2 separate regions of the Homo sapiens genome follow, and region 1 is linked to region 2. A link is a loop called in an ENCODE intact Hi-C map of the cell type or tissue named here. Cell type or tissue: CD4-positive, alpha-beta T cell. All regions are shown on one strand. Each heading gives the region's core, and the rest is flanking DNA. Links, peaks and the distances in the headings are about the cores only. Region 1 holds the start of LOC105376387 (a long non-coding RNA gene). Region 2 overlaps SFMBT2 (Scm like with four mbt domains 2).

Region 1 (5,374 bases), core at 282-5,281, 76 kb after region 2:
CAGACTCTTTCTTGGCCCAGGTTGAAGAGTGAGTGTGTAAGGTCCCATCTTTCCTCATGGCCAGCATGGCTGCTCCTGTAATTATTTTGAAAGAGAAATCATCAGGCTTAGGTAGCGGTTGCAAGAATGAGCCTGAGGTGAGGTTGCCCGTTGGCCATTCTGTTACTATAATGATTTCAGCACTTATGAAAGAGACTAATGACTGAAATTGCTATCAACATTTGCAGCCAAAAGACTACATGTTGGAAATTGGATTTTCCTCTCTTCTTGCTAATGAGCTTTTCTCTCAAGGTGCTGATGCCTGGAGTGTACAGGAAGATTGGCAATTCTCTTTCTGTGTTTTACACGCCCGAATACCTGTACTGAAATTCAAGCAACACCTTTGTGATAGGGGATGGTTATATGAAACCATAAAAATATTGTTAGAGTAAGTGGCTCAGCTGGGCACACCTAAAAAACGTAAGAAGTGGAATCTTTAACTGGACAAATTACAAAATGTTTTCAAGTGGGTGTATGTATGTCAGGTTGTTCCAGTGCTGCAGTCGCTATGACCAGAAATAAAAGAGTTCTTTTTGTTTGTTCCTTTCGTGGCCTTGACGACGTTCTCGGGAGAAGCAGCTCAATAGTCAATATCAGATGGTTCTAGAAGAGTTGCTTCATAAGTACCACTGCTGTGATCTTTTCTGTAGGTTCCCATGACAATGCTATAGGGGCTTTGTTTGTTCATGGGAACTTGAGGAACACAGGGAATTCTTGTTCAATAATGAACGCAATGCGGCTTGGAAAAGACTCTTGGTAGACACGAACAAAAAAGTATAGCCAGAGCAGCCTTCAGAAATCATTCCTGCAGTTTTTGGAAGCGTTTCTCAAGGTCTGAATGGAGGCTGTGAAGGTGAGTCATGAATCGTAACAGCATTTCAACATGCTGATTCCTTGCTACTAACAAAGCGTGTGATAAGAATTTGGTGAGTCTTGTTGGCCAGTCTCCTCCAACTTTAGAGCTGCTCAGCTGGAGGGCTCCTGGGTAATCCACCCCACCCTATCGGCCTGGCAATTTGCTTGAAGGTGATAAGGTATACTGGTGACAACATTGATAAAGTTCTTCACCAGAAATTTTCCAAACTCAACCGAAATAAATATAGGCTGCTTTTCAGAAAAGATAGCGTCTGATAATCCAGGTGTTACAAATGATGGTGAAAAGTGGCAGTTTTCACAGTAGACATCTGGGGGTGGGAACGGGGATGTAAAACACGAAGAGCCATTTTCAGATCCACAGCAGCAGAGACTGCCATGATCAGCGTCCTGCTAAATCAGTGTGGATTCCTAATTAAATCTTCTTGACTTCCATGATGATAGCTAGGTTTCTTCATCAACTTGGGTTTGGCAGATCCTTCCTGCTGAAGCTCTCGCAGGGCCTTCCAGTACCCCCTGACATTTATGACCAAGTCTACCTCTCATTCCTCAGTGGGGTTTTCAGTTTACCTATATGTGCTAATGTAGTCTACACAAAGTTGGCCTTGAAGAAATAAAAGAACCCTAGCTATTTTGAAAAGTGAATTTATGGGCCAGGCACGGTGGCTCACGCCTGTAATCCCAGCACTTTGGGAGGCTGAGGCAGGCAGATCACCTGAAGTCAGGAGTTTGAGACCAGCCTGACCAACATGGAGAAACCCTGTCTCTACTAAAAAAATACAAAATTAGCCGGGCGTGGTGGCGTGCACCTGTAATCCCAGCTACTCAGGAGGCTGAGGCAGGAGAATCACTTGAACCTGGGAGGCAGAGGTTGCGGTGAGCCGAGATTATGCCATTGCACTCCAGCCTGGGCAACAAGAGCAAAACTCCATCTCAAAACAAAAAAAAAAAAAAAGAAAGAAAAGTCTAGGAACCTCTGGCTGTGGCTGTCACCAAGCCCTCTGCAGACAGGAGGCCGGGAGAGGTGAAGAACAGCAATCAGGGTGGCAATGAAAGCCATGAGTGCAAACAGAGCGCTCACCCTGGAGAGCCTCCTGCTCTGTGCCGGGCACTATTCCCAGTGCTTTGTACAGACTCGCTCATTCAATCCCTGCAAAAATCCTCTGAGGGGAGCACTTAAGAGCCTCTCATTTTCCAAAAGAAGAAACTGAAGGATAGATCTCTAGAACCCTGAAGTTCCTGTGTTCTCATTAACAATTCTATGACCTACTTTAGTTTTGAATGTAATTCCACAGCAGATGGCTGGAACGTGGTCTGGGGGATTAAGCGAGGTAAGAATGTTCTCTACTTCTTACTCACCGCTGGGTTCTCCTCTGAGAAGCTTTCGATGGCCGGCCCTGGCTATTATTGACTGCGCTTGCTTTTCACTCAGATCTTATTCCACTCAATTTAGGCTGCAGAGGCTGTACATATTCTTTGAAAATCACTCTCTGTCATCTCCATGCTAACACCCAAGCGACACAGTCTGCACAAAGATTCATCTGGTGAGCCTGAGGATTTGTACGTATTGTGTTGACGCTGAAAAACGGGGCCCTTTCATTTCCTTCTCCATCCTACTTACTTATTGTGAGTAGATTTCCCAGTGTGAAAATTCGTTTCAATATTTATTCCGTGCTCGAAGCTTTACTATTGTGTTCTGAAAGTTGAAGAGTGTACTTCTCCTTCTCTTCCCTTGTAGGTGAGCATGGAGCTCAGCCTCCCCACACATCAGTGAAAAGAAATCCCCCCAAACATACATTTTAAAAGAAACCCTTGAAATATGTTTAGAATAATATTAAACCTTAGCAAAAACTTTATCTATAAATGTTTATGTCATGGTGTGTTTTTCTCTTGACAAACTGTTACTAGTGTTTTTGTCATGTCTGAGAATTGGCATTGAGGACACTTCTTGTTCTTTCCAAAATGCAGTAAAGTTCACCACCTCTCCAAGAACAATGGGTGACCTAGAAAGCTGGGAATTCTGTTGCAGTGGGCCACCCCTTCTGAAATGATTATGATAGCAAGTTTTCGTTATTGTTTTATTCAAAATAAATCTCTGGCTTGAGTTATACCCTGTTGCCTTGTACTAGGCAGGTAAGACAAAAAAGATGCAAATCTGTCTGTTCACAAGAGGTTGGCCCCAGTAGTTAAATTTAAGGCACTGATGGTGTTCGATGCAAGACTGTTTCTTGGTCTATATATTTTCATGTGATTGTGAGTAATTCATTTACTGTTAAATGCTTAGTGCTCCATGCTCTTTTCAGGGATAGTTCAACACGGACACACATTATGACGACCATATGTTCTGAATTGTCTGAGTCACGTTTATTTAAAATGCTTTGTTCCATTGTTTCAGAAGTAATGTGAACTTCAGAAAGCACTTGATCTGATTTTGGGGTCTGAAAATATAGAAATCATAATCAATAACCCAGAAAAGTATATACTGTTTCCCATTTAAAAAGAGGAATTTCAGGTTAAAGATGATTCTGTTCTTACTTGTGTATGCCCCTTGACTGATGATCATTCCTTGCCCTGATTGAGGATTTATGGTGGTTAATAGTTATAAGCACTTCGACCATCCTTAGCTTTTTTGATTCTTGCAACATCCCTAGGAGATTGTTCCTATTGTTTCTCATGCTTTGCAGGTGAGAACATGCAGCTTGGAGAGATGTTGAGTCTCTTGTGCAAGGTTATAGAGGTCAGCAGTGGTTAAACCTTGATATGAATTTCAGAACCCTTGATCCTTTTTTTTGTTTTGTTTAGAATTGGGGGTCTCGCTCTGTCACCCAGGCTGGAGTGCAGTGACATGGTAATAGTTCACTGCAGGCTTGAACTCCTAGACTTAAGCAAATCTACCTCGGCCTCCCGAGTTGCTGGGATTATAGGTGTGAGCCACCATAGTTGGCACAGCTCTTGATCTTAACTGTTTCACTGAACTGTATTTCTACAAGAATGCAGATAATTTAACATCTCTTTTATTGTCTTCAATTCCCAAATTTAAGAGGTCATTTTCTCCTTCTTGTCTTCAAATCAGATCTTTCTCCTCCTGGAAACTACCATCTGGTCAATGTGGCAAAGGCCTTGCCTTGCAGCCCTGCAGTCTCTTGCCCATCTGTGTGGCTCCTTGTTTGGTTCCATTTCCCCCTATCTAGGGGTGTCTTTCCATGCTGGGTCTGACATATGGAGAATAAGAGACTTAAGTAGGCTGGTTTGTGTTGACAGAGTTGTGTGGCTGTGATGGAGCACCTCACTGTGCAGGTTCCTTTCTTTAAAAAAAAAAAAAAAAAAAAAAACTTTTATTAGGGTCTTGCTCTGTTACCCAGACTAAAGTGAATGCAATCACAGCCTCAAACTCAGGCATAAGTGACCCTCCCACCTTAAGTCCCCTAAGTAGCTGGGACGACAGGCATGAACCACATGCCCAGCTATTTTTTTTTTTTCATTTTTTGTAGAGACAGGCTGGTCTCCTGGGCTCAAGTAATCCTCCTGCCTCAGCGTTCCAAGTAACTGGGACCACAGGCGTGTGCCACCATCCCCAGCTAATTTTTAAAAACATTTTCATAGAGACAGAGTCTTGCTATGTTGCCCAGGCTGATCTCGAACTCCTGGGCTCAAGAGATCCTGCATCCTCAGCCCCACAAATTGCTGGGAGTACAGACATGACCCATTGTGTCCCACTGCTGTGCAGGTTTCAATTCAGCCTTCTTATAAGAGAAAAAAGGATGATGGACCTTGCAAACACATGCTCCCCTGCTAGGACTTAGGAGCAGAAGTTTCTGTGGGATGGTCTGAAAAAGACACTGCAAACCCGCGGCAGACTTTTCTTCCACCATCCGTTGCTGCTGTGACGTTCTTCGGAGTGAGTGGTGCTGGCTAAGTGCTGGTGTCATTCTCTGAGGACACATCTCAGGTCCCTTCAGGAAAAGCAGATGTGTACACAAATCTATTCAGAGTGGTTATTTAAAATTACTGTTACTAGTTGCAGATTCTCTTCTTTGTAAGCCCAAGGTGGCAATTGATGTTGCTGAGTGCTGGGTTTTAGATCAGCTCTGCCCTCAGAGCCAAGTTTCCCAAAGTATCTAATTGCAAAAATGGATATCACATTCTGCATCTAGGGATGCCCCAATTCTGCTGGAAAATGCTTGTATCCTAGAAGATTCCCAAGTTCCCTTTGAGAAGAGCTATGTCCATTGCACTTAAGTTAAATAAGAACCCAAATCACTCCGCAAGCAGGGGAGAAAGAGAGAGGATGATGGGGCTCAAAGGAACCTCAGGCAATAACTCACCCAACCCTTGCATTTTCCAAATAAAGAAACTGAGCTCAGATATTATCAACGACTTGCCCATAGCTCAAAAACACACCTATGGCAGAGAGAGGTCTGGAGTCCAGATAATCTACCTCCTAGGCCAATAGCAACTCTCA
Region 2 (5,374 bases), core at 319-5,318:
ACAAATATATGGCAAGTGACATTTCATCTGGCTTAGGCAGAGTGTGTAGGATCCTGATTGCACAGCGTGGGCATGGCCACACAGGTGGGCATTCAAGGTGTGTTTCAGAAAGGAAAGTCAGGTATGGCTGGAGCTTAGGAACTTAGGCTGGAGATAAACCGTGGCATAAAAGGGTGCATTAGATTTTGAGAAGAAAAACAGGAAGCTGGCCTGCCTTGATGCTTCAGTGTGAGGTTGGATGGAGCAAATTGGATGGGGCCTGCTTGTGAAAGGCCTTCTCTGATATTTTAAGTGATTTGGACTTGAATCTATGGATAGGGCACCCTCAGAGGGATGCGAGACTCAAGCTTTCCCTCCACACGAGAGCCTCGGTGTGATTTCAAATATCATTTCACTTGAGGAGAAAGAGGCCATTGAAGGGAAGTCAGAGGGCATTTTCTCTTCCTGGTCATCAGTGGTATTCGTAGTTAAAGACCTTTTTATTTAAAAAAACATCTGCTTGAGAGAGGAAGTAGAGGTTACAGTTTAGAAGAAACCTGTCAGAAATCGATAAGGCTATTGTTGTGGTCATTTATTTGGGAGCATGTAGAATGTTAAGCAGGTGGTCCCTGGCCCACATGAGCGTCCAGTCGATGGGAAAGATGAGTATGTAAATAGAAGGTAGCCACGTGGTCCCAGGTTCCAGGACAGGACCTGGCATGCACACTGTGAGATCACACCGGAGGCATCTGCAATCTGTGGGGACTGCGGAACAGGTGGCCTGCCCCTGGTAGGGAGAGGAGCAGGAACAAGGCTGGGGCATCTGGGGTGCGGGTGATGAAGGAGGGAAGAGGAGAGGATCCTCACAGCACCTGAAATGTGCAGACTGCAAGGGATGGACCCAGAAAGGGCCCTTGTTCGTGTTTAGAGTCTGTTGCAGGCCTGGCCATTGTACCAGGGCCTTCATACACATCTTCATTTAGCAGCAGAATGGAGCTGCCTTCCTTGTAAATAGCTCATTTCTGCATTTGGTCTTGAAATCGAACAGTACGCATCTCACTAAGCCTAAGTGGCAAGTAGATTCCATATATGAGAAATTCACAGCTAAAGAGAAAGGGTGATTGAGTTGGGAGGGCCACACCCTGGGAAGGGCTCCGCAGTGTGGTTAAGCAGCAGGACCGCTAGTTAATGCTAAGTGAATAAATTGGCACAGATTGGAGATCCCTGCAGATACTAAACTCAATCCAAACAGAAATCAAGCCAGGATTACACATAAGAATTTCTGCCACCATCGGAAATAGGACCCTAGAGTGAGAATTGACTTTCTTCCGTCTGCCACAGCTGTCAGTCTGTGAATGGATTTCCACTAGGGCAATGTTGTCTGCCTGTATTTCTGCCTGTTTTTGTTGTGAGTGATAGGATGAGGACACAACAACTGACAAAAATACGGAGAGCTGATGGGCTTCTTCGAAGCTGCCTGCAAGCCTGTTTCACGTGACGTGTTCCGTTGTTGAAATGACACCTTCCCTTATCTGCCAGCTCTGTTAACACACAAGATGACCTTGGCTTCAGCCTGTCTTGAGGGGCTGGCTGTTTTACTTTACTAAATGATTTGTTTAAGTCAGAAGTGGTTATCCCTGATCAATTCTCCGATAAGTGCCAGCGGCCAAATTTAAAGCCGAGTCCAGAGCAGTTTTCTAATGACAAAACTAGTTTTTTGCTGATGTTTGAAAAATGCATGTGGCAGGAAGAAAGAAAAACAAAACAAAACAAAAAAGTAGGTGAGTGCTTCAGTTCTGTGAGTGCAAGAAAAATGTAAGTGCCACCAAGCTAATATTTACGCTAATGCTCCTCTTTCAGTACCAGAGCCTCTGTAGCTTCAAATTTCATTTTAGTTAAAGAGAACGAGGTAATGGAAGTAAAGACAGAGTGCATTGCTTTTCCTGGCCATCGGTGTTATTAGGAACTTGAACACTTTATGTGTAGGAGATGTGCAGTGAGAGCGGTTCACCCTGATCTGTTCTGCCAGAAATAGACGTCTCGGGGTGTGGATGCAGACATGGTCTTTGGCAAGGCTCAGTGCAGGCTGCAGAGTCCAGTTCTGGGTTCTGTCTGAGTGGGCCGCTTTATAAGAGAGGACGAAGTTTCTGGCAAAAGTGGTCTTTAATGCATGGCTCTACTCACTTGATGGGTGTTAGAGTTGAGTGGGGTTTGGCAGGACCACGAGCGTGTCTGGCCTCAATTCGAGGGGGTGCAGCGAGGGGAGGTAGGGGACCTGGGAGAAGCTGGAACCAGAGTCACTCAATGGTCCACTGAGGTCCAGACGTACCCCATAAGCAAACTCAGAACGAAGCAGGCCTTGGCGTGGAGGCACAGGCCCAGCTGGTGACCGCCCCTCACATGCTGGGCCTTTTACAGGATGCCCATGCCCAGTTGCATGGAGGGTGGAGTTGTTAGGCACAGGCAGTGGTGATGCTGTTTATCCTAAGTCACGTGTCCATGCTCAGTAGGGTCATTGTCCATTGGGAGCATCTTTTTCTATCCCAAATCCTTCTACCCCAACCTCTCCCGGAGTACCAGGGTCCCCAAAAGAGAGATAAACCATGATCTATGTCATATCAGGAGATTGCTCGCCTCCTATGACCAAAAGGGTCTTGTCGGCTGTTGCGTTCCTTTGCATTGCACGAGGTGTTCAGGAAATTTTTGCCTTGTAACTTACATACCATCTCATGAATCACCAGGCCTGTAGTCCTCACTTTATAGACAGTGTATCAGGCTAGTGTCTGTGTGTGAAAGAGAAAGCAAACCAGTGAGCCAGCCTGGGCACAAGAGGCCAACGGGGAGCGGAACATCTAATCTATTTACTCCTGTCCGTGGGTCCTGGAGTGACTGTTTCAGCTGCAGACACAGACCCATGATGAAGGTGAGAGCAGACCAGCCAAGCGCTCCTGGCAGAAACGACTCTGAAAACACGCACCTGGGTAGGGCGATGGAGCCTCTGCCTTCACAGGGACTCCACACATCATGGTGGGGGGACATTGTCCTTGGAGAAAATCCCAGGGTGGCTCTCAGAGACTTGGGGAGCCTTGTGGTTTTTCTTAGAATTTATTTGGCTTAAAATATCAGTATGTAAATGTCAGTGACAGTATCTAACTTCTGTTTTTCAGAAAAAAAGAGAAACATGCCTTTCATGTGGGCCATCTGTGGGCACCCCTTTGTGGGTTTTCCGCATGAGCTTCAGGGGTGCTGAGCAGGCAGGGGCTCTCCACTTGTGTTTGCTCGGCAGCAGACCTGGCCTGTCCTGTGTGCTGCTTTTTGGCAGTCCAGGTTCAGGAGCTTAAGAGAGGAACGTTTATAGAAAGGAAATCGATGAGCTGTAACCTTCTATAGAAAGGTAGAAATAGAACGCCTGATTTTCTGCTCTCTTTTTTCTTCTTTTGGTGCTTAAGAGTTCAGAGAAAGCCCCAGGAAGCCTGGCACCCAGGATGCTTTGCAATGAGGCGCTTCTCAGGGCTTGTTTTTTTGCTCCAGTGTAACTCTCCACCCCGTTTGCTGAGATGCTGGTGAGACCAGGGCACTCAGCTGAGGTCCAAAGACTGGGTGTGAAGGCGTAGACCAGCAGAATCAAAGAAGTAGTGCGGCACCCCTGAACCAGAATGCGGTGTGCCCCGGACCCCCGGCCCTGAGTCAGAGACGCCCCACTGCAAATAGTGATGTGACCTCCGACCCCCAAAGGGCTCAGGTGACTCTGGCTCCTGGTCACCTGCAGTTTGGGATCTTTCCAGTGGGACCTGGCGGTTTGGGATTTGGCCTCAGCTGTTATTTACGGTTTCGATTTCTGCCCCTGTGGCTGATGCATTAAGCGATTTCCCTCCGTGTTTTTGTTTGGGGTGTCTGGTTCTCACATCTGGGGAGTCTGTCATGTGCTGTTTGAATTTCCCCTTCATTGTGGAGCTCTGAGCATTTGTCCTGGGCTATCACTCACAACAACATGTACCTAAAAACTAGAAAGCTTTCTGGTCGGAATCCTGAAAGTCGGCTGCCCCAAGCAGCCTTCAGTGTTCATAGACTTGGTGGTAGGAGAAGAGCTTTCATTCTTCGAAGCAGTCGTAAGTTTATCGGTAACACCCAGGGGAGGAGGTGTTGAGGGAGTAGGAATGACGATCTCGTATTGAGGACTTTTCCATGTGATATTGGACAGAGGGAATGTCTTACCCAGCTGACCTCAGCGAAGTCAGTCCTCGGAATCAAAGACAGATGCAGACAGGCCTCTTGAAGATACTGTGCTGTGTTTTTGTTGCTGCTGTTTTCAATTTATGCTGAACATTAGTTAACCCACTAAGAATAATGTGCCAGGCTTACGGGTGGGTGTGAACTTGAACACACTCACATGGTCTGGGGTGCTGAGGGAAGGTTGGCAAAGGAAAAGTGCACATTTTTTTTTTTGCATGTCAGGCTTTTCTTTATTATTTTCTCATAGAGAAGACAAGATAAATTTGATGAACTTTCTTATCATAGCATAGGATAAGATTTTGTAGCAATGAAAAGCAATAGCAAATGATAACTCCTGAGCCTCCATTCATGTAGATTATATGGCATCAAATACTTGGAGTGAATTTATTGTTAATTTTTAGATGAACAGAATAATTTAATTTCAGAGCCCATATTGAAATTATTGAACTAATTCAAAAAATATCTATAGAGCACCTACTCTTGCCAGTTATGGTTGTATCTGCCATGGATACAGCAGCAAACAGAATGAAGTCCCTGATTTCCTGCTGCTTATGTCTTAGTGGGGGTGGATGGTGAACAAATAAGCCAATTACGGAATAATCCTATACTAATAATAAGACAAGTTATCCATGAGAGGCCAGAGAATGAAGGGAGGAATGTGCTGTGTACAGAGGATACTCGCAGAGACCTTTCTGATACGGACTTTGGAGTAAAGACCCGGATGGGGAGGGATGGTCTGGAAGGGTTTCCCCAGGAAGAACAATCCTAAGAGAAGAACAGAGCAGAGGAAAGGCCTGATCTGACCTGTTGAAAGGATCGCCCTGGCGGTTGTTGGGAGGTGAGGCTCTCAGAGCGTGAGGTGGAAGACAGGGAAGCCCCTGCCGGCAGGGTGAGAATAGACCCAGAGCTGCCCAGCGTTTCGGCCATGTGCTCTCACCAGGCATCTGGATAAGACAGTTTCAGGGACATTGTGGACACAGAAAAGCCCCATTGGATTGGGTTCCAGAGAGGACTGAAGAAGAGGAAAAGGCGCTGTTGAGTGTAGACTCTTCTTAAGGATTTTACTGTAAAAGAGCTGAGAAATGAGGTGGGGGAATGTGTTAGTTCGTTTTCACATTGGTGATCAAGACATACCTGAGACTGGGCAATTTATAAAGGAAAA

What was found. Peaks named below come from ENCODE experiments on the same cell type or tissue, not always from the same donor. Only the 100,000 strongest peaks of a DNase experiment are listed, where the experiment ranks them.
Region 1: it touches region 2 in a loop (2.4-fold over the local background); 8 of 110 quality-filtered maps call a loop at or near these places.

Annotation. Positions count from the first base shown.
Region 1 is chr10:7,115,149-7,120,522 of GRCh38, reverse strand. LOC105376387 (a long non-coding RNA gene) reads left to right here and starts at 2,054. Exons shown (of 5, transcript NR_188183.1): 1 at 2,054-2,243. In CD4-positive, alpha-beta T cell, for the core only: no CTCF peak of the experiment used is centred there; no DNase peak of the experiment used is centred there.
Region 2 is chr10:7,191,099-7,196,472 of GRCh38, reverse strand. The region is part of intron 15 of SFMBT2 (Scm like with four mbt domains 2); the gene reads left to right. Among named protein-coding and RNA genes, the nearest start is that of SNORD129, 7.0 kb to the right of the region's middle. In CD4-positive, alpha-beta T cell, for the core only: no CTCF peak of the experiment used is centred there; a DNase peak (open chromatin) is centred at 3,222; H3K4me3 peaks cover 1,248 bases; H3K27ac peaks cover 2,300 bases.